Regions from separate parts of the Homo sapiens genome. Here region 1 is linked to region 2. A link is an interaction called in ENCODE POLR2A ChIA-PET data of the cell type or tissue named here. Cell type or tissue: CD4-positive, alpha-beta T cell. All regions are shown on one strand. Each heading gives the region's core, and the rest is flanking DNA. Links, peaks and the distances in the headings are about the cores only. Region 1 overlaps LOC105375026 (a long non-coding RNA gene). Region 2 overlaps LOC105375027 (a long non-coding RNA gene).

Region 1 (8,281 bases), core at 1-8,000, 54 kb before region 2:
CCCATGGAGCAAGTCCCGGGGGAGATTTTCCACTCTCCTGGGATGTCGTGGCTCCTCACTGTGGACATGAGGCATCTCCTCCCCACCGCCCACCCCCCCAACCTGTGCCATCATCCCTGCTCTGGAGACCCCACTCCAGGCACAGTCCTAGGCTGGGAGCACAGTCAGGAGATCCCCAGGCTCTTTGAGTGTCTGTTATTTTATGGTGTAACCTTCAGTCTGGGTTGAGGCTCCCTTAGTTCTCCCCAGCCCTGGAGGAGGGGTTAGTGTGTGATCGCTGACTCTTGTCTGGCCCTACTCCCCTTGGTTGTGGGCTGCCATGGAAACCCACTGACCACAAGGCTTGTCCCCTGACCCTGAGGAGGCAGTCCCCTGACCCAGCCTCCTGAGGTCATCTGGACCCCGAGTTGGGGGCCGTGAGCTGGGGGGTGTGAGCTGGTGGTCGTAAGCCAGGCTCAGCCTCTGAAGTCCAAGCCCAGAGGTGCACATTTGGCTGATCCACCAGACTGTTGGGTCCTAGACCGTCTGGCAGGACACGGGACTTACAGCCCAAGGCCTGGCCGGGGCTGGGCCCCGTTTTTCAATGTCAGCACTTTGCTCCCTGTTTCTCAACACTAAAGACCCTGTCAACACCTTGGAAAAGACCAGGGGATGCTGGCAGCTAAGGAAGCCTCTTGGAGCTTGAAGAGCTACATACCCTGATAATGATGGTGGGCACTAGGCAGCCAGGTCTGCAACCTTTAACCAACACAATGACTGGGTAAAGAAAATGGCATTCCTTTATTTGGTTGACAGCTTTTAAAAAATTGCTCAAATGCCCAGTCTGGTTTAAAGTTCAGTCCCATTTGGAATCAGGAAGAGTCTCCCCAGACCCCAGGTGTGGCTGGCTCCTGTCTGCAGAGAGGGGCTCATTGTCCTCCTGGGTGTGGGTCTTGGCTCCTCCTTCTGGCCAGAACAGCACTCTGGCTGGCGCTCTGAGCTGGTTGTAGTTCCACGCGGTCCAGTCTAGTGTCCACACTGAAGTGACCCCCACCATGCTGGGCACCTCTGTAGCCACACAGCCTTCTGGGTCCTCCTTACAGCATGTGGAATCAGGGCAGGTCAGGAAAACCAAGCCTTAGTGACCTCCTCAGCCTGCCTATGCAAGGTGGCCAAGGGGCAGGTGTGTGCCCAGGTGGCCATAGGGCCACTCGCCCTTCATTGACTTTACTTAGCTTGTGATGGTTCTCCTGCTCTGAAGCAGAAACATGAAGAAGGGTTTTTCTCTTTATTCTCCTTCCCAGAATCCTTTGGTGCAGGCAGGGTCAAGTTTTTCCCTTCTCTTTTCCTACCCAGACCTCACTTAAATAAAAATTCCTTACAGAGTCCAACTCACCAAGCCTGGCCATCAGCAGACTCCTAAAAATGATTCAGGAAGGTAGACCCTCTTCTTTCAGAACCAAAGCCTAGGTTGCTACCTCCTGGGATTGCAGCAAAAGCCTTGCTACAGAACCAGGAGCTGATGATTACCTGCACCACCTCTTTCATTTTTTCTAGAACAAACCAGAATGCTTCCATATCAACTTAGCCATAATGTCAGGCCACCTCTCTCTCCACTTGTGTTGCGGGAAGTCAGGAACCCCAAATGGAGGGACCGGCTGAAGCCATGGCAGAATAATTGTGGATTGTGAAGATTTCATGGACATTTATTAGTTCCCCAAATTAATACTTTTATAATTTCTTACGCCTGTCTTTACTGCAATCTCTGAACATAAATTGTGAAGATTTCATGGACACTTATCACTTCCCCAATCAATACCCTTGTGATTTCCTATGCCTGTCTTTAATCTCTTAATCCCATCATCTTTGTAAAATGAGGAGGATGTATGTCGCCTCAGGACCCTGTGATGATTGCGTTAACTGCACAAATTGTTTGTAGAGCATGTGTGTTTGAACAATATGAAATCTGGGCACCTTGAAAAAAGAACAGGATAACAGCAATGTTCAGGGAGCAAGAGAGATAACCTTAAACTCTGACTGCCGGTGAGCCAGGCAGAACAGAGCCATATTTTTCTTCTTTCAAAAACAAATGGGAGAAATATCGCTAAATTTTTTTTCTCAGCAAGGAACATCCCTGAGAAAGAGAATGTGTCCCTGAGGGTAGGCCTCCGAAATGGCCGCTTCGGGGGGCGGCCGTCTTTTATGGTCAAAGCTGTAGGGATGAAATAAGCCCCAGTCTCCCATAGCGCTCCCAGGCTTATTAGGACGAGGAAATTCCCGCCTAATAAATTTTGGTCAGACCGGTTGTCTGCTCTCAGACCCTGTCTCCTGATAAGATGTTATCAATGAAAATGCATGCCCGAAACTTCATTAGCAATTTTAATTTTGCCCCGGTCCTGTGGTCCTGTGATCTCGCCCTGCCTCCATTTGCCTTGTGATATCTTATTATCTTGTGAAGCATGTGATCTCTGTGACCCACACCCTATTCATACACTCCCCCTCCCCTTTTGAAAATCACGAATAAAAACTTGCTGGTTTTACGGCTCGGGGGGCATCACGGAACCTGCCGACATGTGATGTCTCCCCCAGACACCCAGCTTTAAAATTTCTCTCTTTTGAGCTCTGTCCCTTTATTTCTCAGACCGGCCGACACTTACGGAAAATAGAAAAGAACCTACATGAAATATTGGGGGTGAATTTTGCCCTATGTCTGGCTGAATTTCCCCCAATACAGTTGTATTCCTGGGTTTGTTCCCTTGCTCCCAGATGGCTTTTTCACATGGAAACTGGCTGGTCCGAGACCTTTGTGTGAATTCTCCTTTGTGGAATTCACCATGGTGGTGAATATTACCCTAAGTCCATGAAGACATCAAAGCCCTATCCCACCCTGAAACCACTGGTCCTTGCTCTCGTGTATGGATTCAGAGCCCTGCTACCAGCTCCTCTATACCTCCACACTCTTCAGCCAGGGACAGCATTTTAGTCCCCTTCCTGTTCCCAGCCCAGTCTCCTGGGAAGCAATTCTTGCCTTCTCTGTTACCCCATTCTGCTAATAGGGTGCCCAAGTCCCCACAGTTACTCCTCTGCCTTCCCCACTGTCAGGGTCCCAAGTGCCTGGGTTTCTGCATTGGTGACTATTTTGAGCTAATTCTTAGTTCCCATCCCCCTCAACTTCACCTGCTCTAACTTCCTAAGTCTATGTATCCCCAGAAACCTAAACAGCTTAAGGATGCTTTAACCCCTTAACAAAGATGTTTTGCATCTCAGAAAACCCAATCCCTGATGCTTACAAAAGTGGCATTTCTGAAAACTTTTGAAGTCAGACACCTTAGCTTGGATTCCATTACCCCACCCAGGGGAACCTGTGAACCAGACCATAAAGAGGCAGGATTGTCCCAAGCAGGGCCTTCCTTTGAAGGCCTTTTTTGTTGGCATTCCTGCTCAGAAAACTCCCTCCTGCATCACCCACTGAGGTTTGCATAAGGCCCTCCACCAGGTCTTCTCTGACCTGTGGGAGTTGGGTCCTGAGGCTACTGGGGAGTCTGAATGACCAATACATGGAGCCTGTCACTGCCTCCACCCATCCCCAGCTCTATACCCCAGCTTCCAACTGGGACAGCTGGTCTCACTTTCAATGGGGCCCAGCTGTGCTGCTTGAGTCTCTGATTTTGGCTCCCGTCCAGCCCCACTGACTTCTTGCAGCTTGGGACTCCACATACAATATTCAGGACCAACAAGATTTCAGGTAACCTTCAGGAGACTCCAGAAAATCCAAAGTGAAAACAGAGCCTGAAGACCCATGAAGAATTCAGCTAGAGGAAATGCCCTTCTCACCCGTCGATGTTTCTGGTTGGTCAGAGACAAATGTTTTGTGATCACTTTTGAGATTTCTTGAATCTTTTGAATATCCTTATGCTATCCCCTTCTCTGTTCTTAGCTGAGAAGCATTTAAATTGCACAGGGACTCTGCATTTGACTGGGAGATAGTGAAAACGCAGGGAGCCAGAGCTCCCATCAGCAGCCACTGTGGAGGGGCAGGGAGAGGAACCGCAGAAGGTTGAGTAGGCGGTTGCAGCTGTGAACAGAAGAGGAAGCTGTGATGCAGGGGCAGGCGAGCCCCAAAATTGGGGCTTAGCCCAGGAAGGTTCTTGAGTTCGCTCAGGAAATAATTTGAGGGTGAGCCGGTGGTAGAAGAAAACAGCTTCATTAGGCAGCAGTTTTTCAGCTCCGTGACTGTCCCTGCAGAGCCGGGCTACCCTGTAACCAGCATGTCAAGAGTAGCAGCTCAGGGACAGTTCCACAGTCATTTTGACACCCACTTTTGATCACATGCCAATTGAGGGGTAGATTATGCAGAAATGTCTGGAAAAGGGGTGAGAACTTCTGGGCATTGCCATAGCAATGGTAAACTGTCATGGCACTGGTGGGCATGTCTTATGGAGAGAGAGGTGCTTTTGGTGCCTCTTCTGTGTCAGCCAGTCTTCAATCTGGTCTGAAGTTGAGTCCTGCCTCCTACTTCAACAGGCCTGAGATCCCAAGGCACAAGCAAGAAAGGGACCATGGGGAATGGACCCAAGATCAGAAACAGGGACAGGACCTAACTGGCAAAAGTCCTGTCACTCAGGGGGACAGGGGACAAGGAGTGAGAAGTGACTGCGATGGGGAGCTGGGGTGACATGGGGGCAGATTTGGAGAATGGCTGGTCCATGCAGAGGAAATGTCCAATGGGGCACCTTGTTCCGTTGGAGACGGTAATGTGGGAGATGCTCACCAATTCCGAGCCTGATGGACAAGAGTGAAGCATCCAAAGTCACGGCTCATTCTCCATTTCCTGGATCTAGACACCGAGTCGCAGAGGCTCCTTGAGGCTCAGACTTGAATGTTCTTTGGGGATGCTATGGGATGAGGATGGAAATTCCATTAGTGGTGTGGGGCCCAGCTAAGGCTGGGCAGGCAAAGAAGACGCAGAGGTAGGTGAAGGGCAATCTGCCCTCCTCCACCCTTTCTCTCCTTTGTGGAATTTTGCTCAGCATTGCCCAGCAGACACATTTTCAAGGGAAGGACTTCAGCCCCAAATTTTCCCACTCAGACCAGTGTCAGCTTGAGGCTCCTCTTTCCCAAGCCCAGAAATTTTCTCTCTTAAAAAGAAAAGATTCAAGCTCCCTAGCAAGCATAGAAAAAGGATAGGCACCCCTTAGAAGAAAGACACCAGTGTCATCAGCTAATTCCATGGTGAAGTTCTTAAGATCTTCCCCCGAGGATCCCTGCCCCACTCCTGCCTCCATTTACCAATACTTCCTGAACTCTGAGGTGGGGGAACCCTGTGGGCTGGCGGGTAGAGGGGGATCTCAAGGTAGCCTCTTTTCCTTTAACTCCTTATTGTATTGGGGGCCCTGATGTGGCAGTGATGGTACAGTTAGCTAGGAAAGAAAATGGGGCTGGGACTCTCGTGCTAAAGCTGGAAAGAGGTCAGGGTGAGCCACCATCCAAAATCCCCAAAATGCTCGGGGGCCGGGGCAGACAGGTGTGACAGCCCTGCCTGTGCCTGGGCACCTAACTAAAGGCCTGTCTGGAAACCCTGCTCTCTCCCTGCTGCCCATTGCTAGACAGGCCACTGTCTAGTAAACCCCATAGGTTCACTGTGCACAGCACCACACTTCCCACTCCATCAGAGGCCGGGGACCACGCCTCTCTCTCCCCCACCCTCAGAGTCCCCTCTGCACTGTCTGGCCCTCGAGGGCACCAGGCCTGTGCCTGGGTAGGGGAGCAGGACTACACATTTTTGGTTCTTCTTCTCCCTGCCTCTGGGGGTTCAGGCTCAAATGAAACTTGTGTTGCATCCCATTTCACAGATTGCTTAGCATACCATCTGTCAGGGGGCAAGCAGTGGCCGGCCCAGGCCCAGAATGGATTTTCTACCAGGGCCCAACAGGCCCTCTCCCCAGTGAGCAGCTCCCCCACAGGACAGCTCTATTCTGTCCTGGATGAGAGACAAGGAGGTTTGCTAGGACCCCACCCCAATCCCACCCCACTTGAGACTTGGTGCCTTCCCAAGTGCTGTCATCCACCCACTCATCCATTCAACAAATACTCACTGGCCACTGTCTATGTGGGCCCTGTTCTAGAAGCTGGGGCACAACATGGTCGAGAATGACCACAACCCTGCATGGAGCTTCCCTTCTAAGGAAGCAAGAGAGATACCCAACAAAGAGAAGAGGTGGATGAGATAAATTCAGACAATGATAAGTGCTGTGAAGAAAATACGGGGACCAGTGTGACAGGGCAGCCTTGGGCATGGGCCCAGGAGCCACAGGAACTCAGAGAAGACCTTTTCAAGGGGGATGTCTAAGCTGAGCTGGAGGCATGAGGATGAGCCAGTAGTGCATAGGAGAAAAAGTGTTTCAGGAGCAGCCAGACAGTTTTTGTTCTGGGAATGGATCTATACCTCCTGTGGCTGGAGTAGCAGAAGATCTCACAGGGAGAAAGGGAGAGAGGCCCAGGGGAGGAGGAATGGAGGGTGGAGCAGAGGCCTCCTCCTTAAGGAGAAGCAGCTGGCTGTCCTGGCCTCCTGAGAGGCCTCTCTGGACAGTGTCTGCCTGGCTTGTCTCTGATGGGATCCCTGCCCACGTCCTCTCACCAGGAGCAGCCCCTGCTGCCCTTGGCTCAAACTAGTATCACAAGAGAAGAAGCACAACAGCTTAAACCAAGCCCTGGCTAAAATCACATCTGAGTTCCTGTCCCCTACTTCCAACTCTGTTCTGTTCCCTCCTTAAACCATAAGACAATTTTAAGAAGAATCTATTAATCCCTCATTGTTCAGTTCAATCCCACGTGTCTTTACCGACCACCTGCGATGTGCCCTGTTTTCAGGCATGCCAGAGCCTGGCTGTGGTCCCCAGCTCTAGGCCCTGGAGGGGACGTCCTACCTTCTCTCCCTGTACCCTAAACCTGACCACTTCCCTCCTCAGTTCTGACCTCTGAGCTGAGCTGGCAGGGATAATGACGGATTCTATGTCCCCATGGTCTCGTATGCAAAGCAGTGACTCCAAAGCTCTCAGCCCATCCAATTTAGACAAGAGGTCTGACTTAGGAAGCCTCTTGGATCTGCCTCCTACAGTGTCCGAGCCTACACCCTTCCTGAGCGGACTTTCTCTTCCTGGTCCCCTCACCCCTGACCCTGGGTTGCCTGAGGCTTCTCTACATTCCCTTGAGGTCCCTTGAGGGCCCTAAGCACCCAGTCTAACCCCTTCATCGCCCCTGGAGAACTCATCGCTTCCACCCAGAGATGCCTGCCATCAATCACCCTGTCATCTGCTGTGAGAGCAAATGTCATCGCTGTCTCCAGCAGGTGCCAGGCTTATTCAGTATCCATTAATATTGAACCATCAGCCACCATTACATACGCAGGCAGGTAGCATGTAGGCCAGCTTCCCTGATTGCTACCAAAACCCTTCATTTATCCCCCCAGGTCAGGAGGGGGGTGGTGGGGCAGAACGTCTTGTCCTCAAGAAGTTTATCATCTTGCTAGAAAGAAAAAGAATGCCTAGGGAACTCTTAGAGAGTAAAACAGAGTGACGCCTAAACTGAGCATAATAAAGGCTAAATGAATCTGGGCTGCAAAAAAAGTGGACTGGGGAGACTGTGTGGGCTGGAGTGGACAAAAGGGGTTTCGTGAAGGGGAAGGGCTCCAGCCAGGCCTTAAAGAGTGGACAGAGAATGAGAAAGAAAAGTGGGAAGTCGCAGATTCCTAGATACCAAAGAATAAAAAATGTCGCAGCACTCTTGAATGACACCATGGAATCCCTAGCACCGGGCAGAGGACGATCCAGCGGGAAATGAGGCTCTGCCTCTGTGGTCCTCTGTGTGCCTCCAAAGCCTGTGGTGGTTGGCCTGTGAGTCCACACCAGCTGAGAGCTGCTGGGATAAGGAACGGGTCGGGAGAGGCTCTGGCTGCAGGAGCTCAGGTCACTGGATTTGGGGACAGTCAGAGGGAGACAGGCAGTGTGTGTCCACCTTAGTTTCCAGGGAAGAGGTGCTTACCGCCTGCCTGGGAATGGGCTGACATGGACTGTGGTTGGTGCAGGCAGGCAGGCAGCAGGTAGGGAGGGGAGGGCAGGAGTTGGAGCCACAGCCAGAGACAAGGCCCCCAGAGTAGGCAGCCTGCAGAGCTACAAAAGAGTGGCTGCAGAAGACAGGTTTCTACTGGATTGCTGATCCTTTGGTCACATGTGGTCCAAAAGTGGGCCTCATCTCCCAGGCATCCTTCCCCCCTGCCCCCCCAGGCCCAATGCCCGTCCCTCAG
Region 2 (8,323 bases), core at 270-8,269:
TGTAATGTTTATTTTTCCTAACAGTCTGAAGGCTGTTTCTTGCTCTAGAGTTTTGTCTGGATTTTAACATTTCCATATCAATTTCTGAAGTAGCAGTGGTTGGTTTCGGGGGACAGAAATGGGTATGTTCAACCCTATTATCCCTGTTAATTTCTATTTTGATTCCAGATATGTTCCCAAGGACCAGGGATGGAGTGGTGTGGAGGGATGGAACCAGGTTAAACGACATATATATACACACACACACATTCACACCCCCCCCACACACACTCACACACATACTCCGTCTCACACACTCTCTCTCTCACACACACACTCATCCATACATTCACAACTGATGCATGATTTTTCTCAGCCCATTTCCCAGACTCACGGAAGAGGTGCCCTGTCTACTTGGCCCGCCATACTCAGCCCCTCGCAGGAGCGAGTGAGTGCAGGATCCAGCCGGCCACTCCAAGCACCAACACAGGAGCAAATTCCGTGTGAGGCCTGTGGCCAGACCAGGCGTGTCACCTCAAGGGGAATGCAGCAGCACCCAGGCAAGGATGCCCATGATCTCAAAGACCCAGAGCAGGTGTTAGTGTGCTAATTAGCTCTTTTAGTTCCACCATCCACAGCCTGATGGATGGCGGCATGTTACTAACTCAGTTGGCCCCTGGCCCCATTGCATGGTGTGGCTGGAGGGCAAAGGACCAGTGTGACAGCCTTTCTGAGTACCTGCAATCAGTGGGTCCCAAGCTCTTGTGCAGCATCCCAGAAGAATGAGGTCATGCTGACAGTTGAAGGGTGATGAGAGCAAAGAATTTTACTGAGTGACAGAATCAGCTCTCAGCGGAGAGGGGAGCTGGAGAGGGGATGGGAAAGGCAGGTTGTCTTCCCCGAAGTCAGCTTGTCTCTGTTCCAGAGTCAGGCTGTCTCTTCCCCGAAGTCAGGGTGTCTCTCTCTGAAGTCAAGTCGTCTCTTCCCTGAAGTCAGGCCGTCTCAGTCTCTACCAACTAAGTCTGGGGTCTTTACAGGCACAGGATCGGGGCAGGGCGGGCTGCAGGTAGTATTTGAAAGACAACGTTTGATTGGTAAAAAGGTATTATTAAAAAAAAAAGGCATTATTCAAAAAAAAAAACCAATCAGGAGAGAGCAGGCAAACAGGAGTAGAAGTTCTCACTCTGGGTCTCAGGTTTCAGGCTGTTTTTGGCTTGAATGTGGGGTTTCACCAGGGACCCACCCCTGTCTGCCTAGGATTTCTCTGCCTCTTGCCTCTATCACAACCACACTCACATACCCACACAGTCACACCCATACACCCACACATATACCCACACATTCACATACACACACATCACACATTCACACCCACCCACTCAAGCACACATTTGCACACAATCATCCACACACACTCATACACATATATCCTCTCTCACATATTCACCCACACTCACACCCACACACTCACCTACCCCCCACACACATTCACACCTACCCATTCACGCACACCCGCACACACACACAGACCAGCAGAGATTCAGAATCTGTGATTTGCCTACATGTTCTTCACGTGCATTTATTTTCCCTGCACAACCTCTGCAGGAAAGATTAGTCAAGAAAACAATCCAGGCACCTGGTTTTGTGCTCATTACAGCCCACAAACAAGATCATTCATAATAGACTTTCTCTGACCGGGGACTTCCATGGGCAGGAAGTGTAAAGCCAGCATCCCATGCTGCTGCTATAGAGTTAAGAAACCCCGTTGCCATCAAGGGTCGCCTGGAGGGCTTTGGGGTGGAGAGTGAGCCATCACTGGGTGATACTGCATGTGTGCATTCATTTTTTTCAACAGATTTGAAGCATCTACTGTGTCCCATGCACTGTGTTAATTTGGGGCCATTAGAGCCAGGCCCTGGCCTTGAGTTGCCTCCTGCAGTGGGAGACAGTAGCCAGGCGACCACGGCAGCACAGGGTCCTAAGTGTGGTTAGGGCTGGAGGCAGGTGCCAGCAGCTGTGGGTGCTCCGAGGAGGGGAGGGAGAGGGCAAGGGCATTCCTGGTAAGGGACCGCACATGACACGAAGGCCTGGAAGGCCTAGCATGGGGTAGGAGAGGGTACTTGGCTGACAGAGGCCTCAGGAGCCCACAGGAGGATGTAAGTCCACGGAGCCAGATGAAACCCTTGCAAGGACTGGGTGGCTCCTGGGCAGCATAGAAGGAGCGGGAGAAGGAGCTCCCCAGAGGGAGCAGCCGCTCCACTCTGCAGCTTTCAGAGATTAGTGGGGGGTTCTGGTGAGAACAGCTATCTGGGAGGTGCTCAGGCTTGTGGACAAGATGGCTGCCCTGAAGAAAGAGATTGCATAAATAAAGCGCCTCTCGGTGGGGGTGAGGCTGTGCAGGATGACACAGCAGGCTCCGTGAGGACCAGAGAAATCCACCAAGGGTCCCTCCTCAGAGTGTCTTAGGCCCTTCTCAGGTCTTCCTGTCCACAAGCCTACAGACCTGCCCTTCCTCCTCCACCTCCCCCCAGAATCCTTGTTAAAGCCATTAGGGGTGGGGGCAACGCAACAGGGGCAGCAGGCTGAGAGGGCAAAATGGGCAGGTTCTATGGAGACTGTTTGGCGTGAATGTGAAGACATAAGTTGCCTGAGGGGCCTCTTCCCTAGGATTCTGGGCCCCTCCCTTCACGGCCCTCCCACCCCCAGGCTGAAGGACTGGTCTAGACAGGAGGAATCCTACACAGTGGTCTCCGGGCATCCATGGTGAACACAGGTTCTTCCCCTCAACTTCTCCCCTCCGTCTTTTCCCTCTTCCCAAGAGCCCCTGCTCTCTTTGGGGGGATCCTGGACATCTGGGGAAACACTCACTACCCCCTGCGGTGGAACACATGACCTGGGCTAAGCCAATTGGTGCACCTGGACACCTGGCCCAGAGATGGAGCAGGAGTAGTCATGTGACCTGTATCTGTCCAATGAGAATGTGTCTTAGAACACTGGCTAGGAATGCCGGAATCAAGACTTGGTCCTACCCCACCAGGGAGCTCCCAGCCTGGTTGGTAAGGGTTGTGGGAAGGTGTAGCATTGAGAAGGCATTGAGAATTGAGAATTCTAAGCATTAGAGGAATGTGTACATGAGAAGCACTCCCTCTCACCTGGCTTGCTCTTTCCCTGCCTAATGTTTAATGAAGATGATAGTATTTATTGAACACCTAGTCTGTGTTAAGCCTGTGCTGAGCGTTCCATGTATTAACTCATATCTCCAACTTTATCACAGTCCCCGTGAGAGGCATGATAACAATCTTCATAGATGAGGACCCCAAGACACCAAGCAGAGAGGGAGTGGCTCCTCTCCTGGACCACCACCTTCCTGCATCCTCTTCACACTTCCAGTACCCCTGTCAGAACCTTCACAGTCTTAATATCAACAGGCTTCTTTATTTAAGATGCTGCTGTGGAAAATGTGCTCCTGGGAGTGGCCACAAGCCCAGTCTCCTCCCACCCCAACCTCCCCCAACTCTAGCACCATCTCTGCCCTGATCCTTCTAACCTGGCATCCATGTGACCTTAGGGAATGAGGCCAATGGAACCTGAAGCTAGTCCGGAGATTCTGTGGCCCCTTACTCCCTTAGGTCTCCTGGCAGCCTGTACCCATTCTAGTGCTCTTGAGAGGGCTCTGTGCTTGGCAGCAGACTGGAGCCTACCCCACAGGAAGCTGGCTCATTTCCACACAGGCACCACCACCTCCTGGTCCCTATGTGGACATCACACTTGCTCAGCTACATGCTGGGCTCTGCAGGGCTCCTGCTGCTGAGCATGAGGGCTCTTCTCTGTCCCTAATGGACTCACGTCTGCTTATATGTGGAGCAGCTGACCTGGGGCCCCTGCTTTTAACACTCTGCATCCCTAATCTGAATAGTGGTGCCACTGCCCTCCTCCCCCCTCCATCCAGAGCTGAATGCCGTACCCAACATCAGTCCCTTGGTGCTCCCAGCTCATGGATCTCTCAGGCCCCGGCTCGCCCTCAAGTCCTGCATACCCTGGGGATGTTGTCAGGAGTGGCAGGAAGGCAAGAGGGCAGATGCAACAGCTTGGCCCACCCAACCTGTCTTCCACCTGCAACAGTACTAAGACTTCCTTTACAGCTAGGGTTCCAGGTGTGATTTGGAGTCACCAATATACATGCACCTGCATGAGACTTGACTTTGGAGCTGAGTCATGTGAGGAAAGAGACAGGGTGTGGGGCACTCACTTTTCAGGTGTAGACAGTGGCAGAAGCAGCATGGTTTTGGAACCAGCAACGGTAGCAGCAACTTTTCGATTCAGCAGGTAGTTATCTGACTCAGCAGTTTCCTTACCGTGGCAGGCAGGATGTAATTCTGGAGCCAACAGCTGCAGGAAGCTTCTAGACTCTGCAGCTTCACGATTGCAGAAGAGGCAGCAGCTCTCTTGGCAACCCACTTCTGCATCAAGGCTTCAAGAATTGCTCCTGGAAGCCCAACCCAGAGTCTGTGTCATCAGCCCTTCTGACAATTCTGTGTAAACTAATACCCAGTAGTAAGTCCTTCCTGCTTAAACTAGCTACAGAGGAGTCTTCTCTATCCAATTAAATCCTGAACGACATCCTGTCTGCAGGTAGAAAGCCCATCTGCTTGTGAACTCTCCTAGCTGGAGCCCGGTGGGAACAGCTGCAGGGCTCCAGCATATATGCCCTTTGAGGAGTCTTACATTTCTATGGCTCTGGTCTTCAGAAGGTGTCTAGGGGAACAGCTGAGCACTGGCAACAGCCGTGAGGAAGTCTCTGCTGGGGAGGATGAAGCTGACTGGGCAGTGGCAGCAGGAGGGGCCCCCAGGCCAAGGGGAGGACAGATGAAGGTTGGGACTCTGCTGGGCAGGGTGGAAGGGGTTCTCAGATACAGGTGACAGAATCCCATGATTCTTGTTTAAGGAAAGGGCATTTATCAAGGGGTGTGGATGGCTCACAAAAGCACTAGAAGATCTGAATAAACGAACTAACTGAGCTTCCAGGAACAACTCCCAACAGCACACCCCAGAATGGGGCCGGCAAGCGGGCTGCTGCCTCTGCAGCCTCCGGAAGTTGCAGGATATAAAAGCGGCCTTCAGATGTCCGATGTCATGACTGGCTGTAGTAAAATGGACACCTCATGCCCTTCCTTCCTCCTCTCACAGCTCAGCTCCAAACCAAAGTCTCTTGTGTCAGGTTGGCAGAATCTCAACATGGTTGGAACCCAAGAACCCCAAGAAAGTCTGGGAAGTGTAGTTTTAGCTTTCCAGACTCCCAGGGCAGAAAGGGAAGCCCAGCTAGGGAGAGTAGGAATGGGAAGTGAGTGAGCCAGCACACCATACCCACCACACACCCCTTCCGCTGTCTGCACTCCTCGTCAGTCCTGCGGGGGCTCCAGGGTGGGGAGCAGGGTTGCAGGTTCGGCAGGCCCTGGCCCATGCCCCTCCATGTGGCTTGTGCAGCAGCCCTATGTGAGGTGGTCGTAGGATGAGGGCCCTACCAGCCCAGCTGCTGAACTACCACCCCTGCAACCACCTCCAAGTAGTTTAAGCAGAAAGGGAATTTATTCTAGGATACGTAGCAAGTCACAGAGTCACTGGGAGGGCCTGAGGCCCTTCAGCAGCTACACTATTAGGAATATCGTCTGAAATTACTGCAGGGCCAGATCACAGAGATCCCTCTGCCATGGGAGCAGGCCCCGGCATCCCATCTCACCGCCGTCACGGAGGCTTTGACACTGAAACCCCTGCCACGCCACTGTGCCTGCAGCCACCCTCGCCCCAGCAGCCTGCTCAGGGGCCCTTCTCTCGGGTCCCTTGGTGGAACGTGGCTCTGTGTCTCTGCCCTGGCCACAGCAGGGTCTGGGAAAGCAGCTGTTGGGATTCCACAGTGGGAAACAGGGACATATGGGGTGAGCAGGGGCTTCCTCCAACTTCTTAGGGTCTGAGTGGTCAAAGAGAATGACAAACATCCCCTCCAAAGCCTAGACCAGGTGAGGGTTAAACGAGAAACTGGAGTATGGCTGGGGTATGGCGGCCCTCTTGGGTATACTCTGCCCCTCCAGGACAGGCCCAGGGTGTGTCCTCCATCTTCCCAGCCCTCCTCTGCTCCCTGGTGCTAGCATACTGCCTGGCACCTCGTTGGTGTTGGCTAAATGTTTGGGAATTGAGCTGAACCGTCCACGTAGCTAATCTGCCTGGCTCCTGTCAACATGAGGGCGTTTGCCTGCAGTGGGGCCCAGCCTGTTTTCCACTCAGAAACGCTGTGGTGAGAAGATCTTGCCTGAGCAAGCTTCCCATTAACTGTCACCGTGAACTTAAAGACTGGAGTTGGTTCTGGTGACCGGGGAAGGAGAAATAATATAACACAAATAGCAGCTGCCATCCATTGGACACAGTAGAGCAGCCGCATGGACTGACTGGAGCCAGACTGCCTGAGCGTGCACCCCACCGCCTCCACCAGCTCAGCTCTGGGCAAAGGGCTCGGCCACCCTGTGCTTCCATTACCTCACACATCGAATGGGGATAGCAACAATGACAAAGTGGCAGTGAGTCCTATATGAGTTCATGCAAGAAAGGCCTTTGGAAGGAGGCCTGGCGTAGAGAGCAGGGTAGCACTTTAGTGGTGCCTTCCGGGGCAGTGCTGAGTGCTTGCATTAATACCTCTAAGCCTCACACCCGTCTGGGAGGTCAGCTCATTAGCATCTCTCCTTGAGGCTCAAAAAAGAGCAAGTCACTTACCTAAGGCCACCCAGTCAGTGAGTGGCAGAAGTGGGATTTGAACCCAGGTTTGTCTGACTCCAAATTCTTACCTCGAAGCCCAAGAAAGAGAAGGCATGCTCACACCATGCCCACTCCCCATGCACATCAATACCAGTGTGCCTCCCGCATGCCCGGCACCGCTGGGGCTTGGGGATTCCAAGGGGAAGGGGCCACAGGCCACAGGAGGCTGCCACGATCGGATATTAATAATCCAGGCTGGTTAATGTTGAGGCAGGAGTGGTCTAGGGTCCTGCTGGAGCCGAGCAGAGGGCTCTTAGCCTAGCCTGGGCACCCGGAATGGCTTCCTGGAGGGGATGACCTTGGGCAGAGCTCTTGTTTAAATTGATTTACTGGGGGTATGATTTATAAATAATAAAATGTACCCATTTTAAGTGAACAGTTGGATGAACTTTAACAAATGTGGATACCTGGGTACTCACCATGCCAGTCGAGATATAGAGCAATTCCATCTCCCCCAGAAAGTTCCCTCCGGAAAGTTCTCTCCCGCCCCTTTGCAGTCACTATCCCCCAACTCCCACCCCAGGCTACCACTGTGGGCTGAGCTTTAAAAGATGACTAGGCAGGGAGTGTCTCTGAACCTATTCTGGTTCAAGAGTTGCCAAAAAAATATGTATCAAAAAAAAATAAAAATAAAAGAGAGATGAGTAGGCTTCTTCCCCCTCATTCCCCATCCTTTTGGCTCCAGCTGGGGAAACGGATCCCAAACATCAGCCAAAAACTCCAGGCTGGCTGTGGGCCCTCAGCCAGAATGAGGGAAGCTGTTGGCTGCCCACTTCCTTCCTGGGCCTGACCTCTGACTCCTGCGGGCCCCGGTGCCCCCTCCACCCTAGCTCTGGGTCTCTGAGCTGCCAGCCTGCCCAGTGCCCACCAGTGCTCCAGGAAGACAGGGATGGTGCCCATAGAACCCGGTAGGGAAGTGGGAAGTGCTGAGTGAGTGGATTCAGGTGTGGAGGGGGCTGGGGAGGGCAGCCAGTCCTGATGCCCTGCTGAGTCAGCCTCTGGTCAGGGAAATACTAGGCACTTCTGCTGTATCCCTGCTCCCTACCACTAGGCCAGACCCCCTTCCCAGGCACCTTGGGGTGGGCGGCCTGGGGCAAGGTAAAGGGGTAGTCTCCGGTCTCTCAGCACCCCTTTGGAGACATTCTTGCACTTGGAGCAAGACGAGGGAACGGGCAGGAAGCCTCATTAGTGCCTAGAGCACTGGACTGGGGCTCCCTCATCTGCCACTGACTAGCATGAAGTTTGGAGCCAGCAACCTCCCCACTCCGGACCCCTTCAGCCACACATGGAGAAAGATCTCTAAAGTCCCTGCTAGCCCCAGAGGCGGAAAACCCTCCTTAACCTCAACCGTTCCCTCTGGAAGCCCATAAAGGCATCTAATCTGCAACCCTCCAGCTCGTTGCAAAATCCAATAGTTGGCTCTAGGCTGAGAACCCAGGCTGTGGAACCAAGACCCCATCCACCCTGGGCCAGCCAGAGAGGCAGTTTGACGTAGGGCAAGGCGCTGCTAATGGGCTGTTACAGATACTCAGTGTGCTGG

Evidence for each region. Peaks named below come from ENCODE experiments on the same cell type or tissue, not always from the same donor. Only the 100,000 strongest peaks of a DNase experiment are listed, where the experiment ranks them.
Region 1: POLR2A ChIA-PET joins it to region 2 with 13 read pairs; 7 of 35 experiments call an interaction of 5 or more read pairs at or near these places.

The regions. Positions count from the first base shown.
Region 1 is chr6:33,910,681-33,918,961 of GRCh38, reverse strand. It overlaps LOC105375026 (a long non-coding RNA gene), which reads right to left. Exons shown (of 3, transcript NR_187841.1): 2 at 4,751-4,874; 3 at 762-4,505. Among named protein-coding and RNA genes, the nearest start is that of MIR7159, 16 kb to the right of the region's middle. RefSeq lists enhancers at 3,962-4,111, 4,252-4,321. In CD4-positive, alpha-beta T cell, for the core only: no CTCF peak of the experiment used is centred there; DNase peaks (open chromatin) are centred at 3,658 and 4,071; H3K4me3 peaks cover 263 bases; H3K27ac peaks cover 723 bases.
Region 2 is chr6:33,857,322-33,865,644 of GRCh38, reverse strand. All of the region lies in intron 1 of LOC105375027 (a long non-coding RNA gene), which reads right to left. Among named protein-coding and RNA genes, the nearest start is that of LINC01016, 35 kb to the left of the region's middle. RefSeq lists enhancers at 2,164-2,664, 4,468-4,517. In CD4-positive, alpha-beta T cell, for the core only: no CTCF peak of the experiment used is centred there; a DNase peak (open chromatin) is centred at 4,364; H3K27me3 peaks cover 931 bases.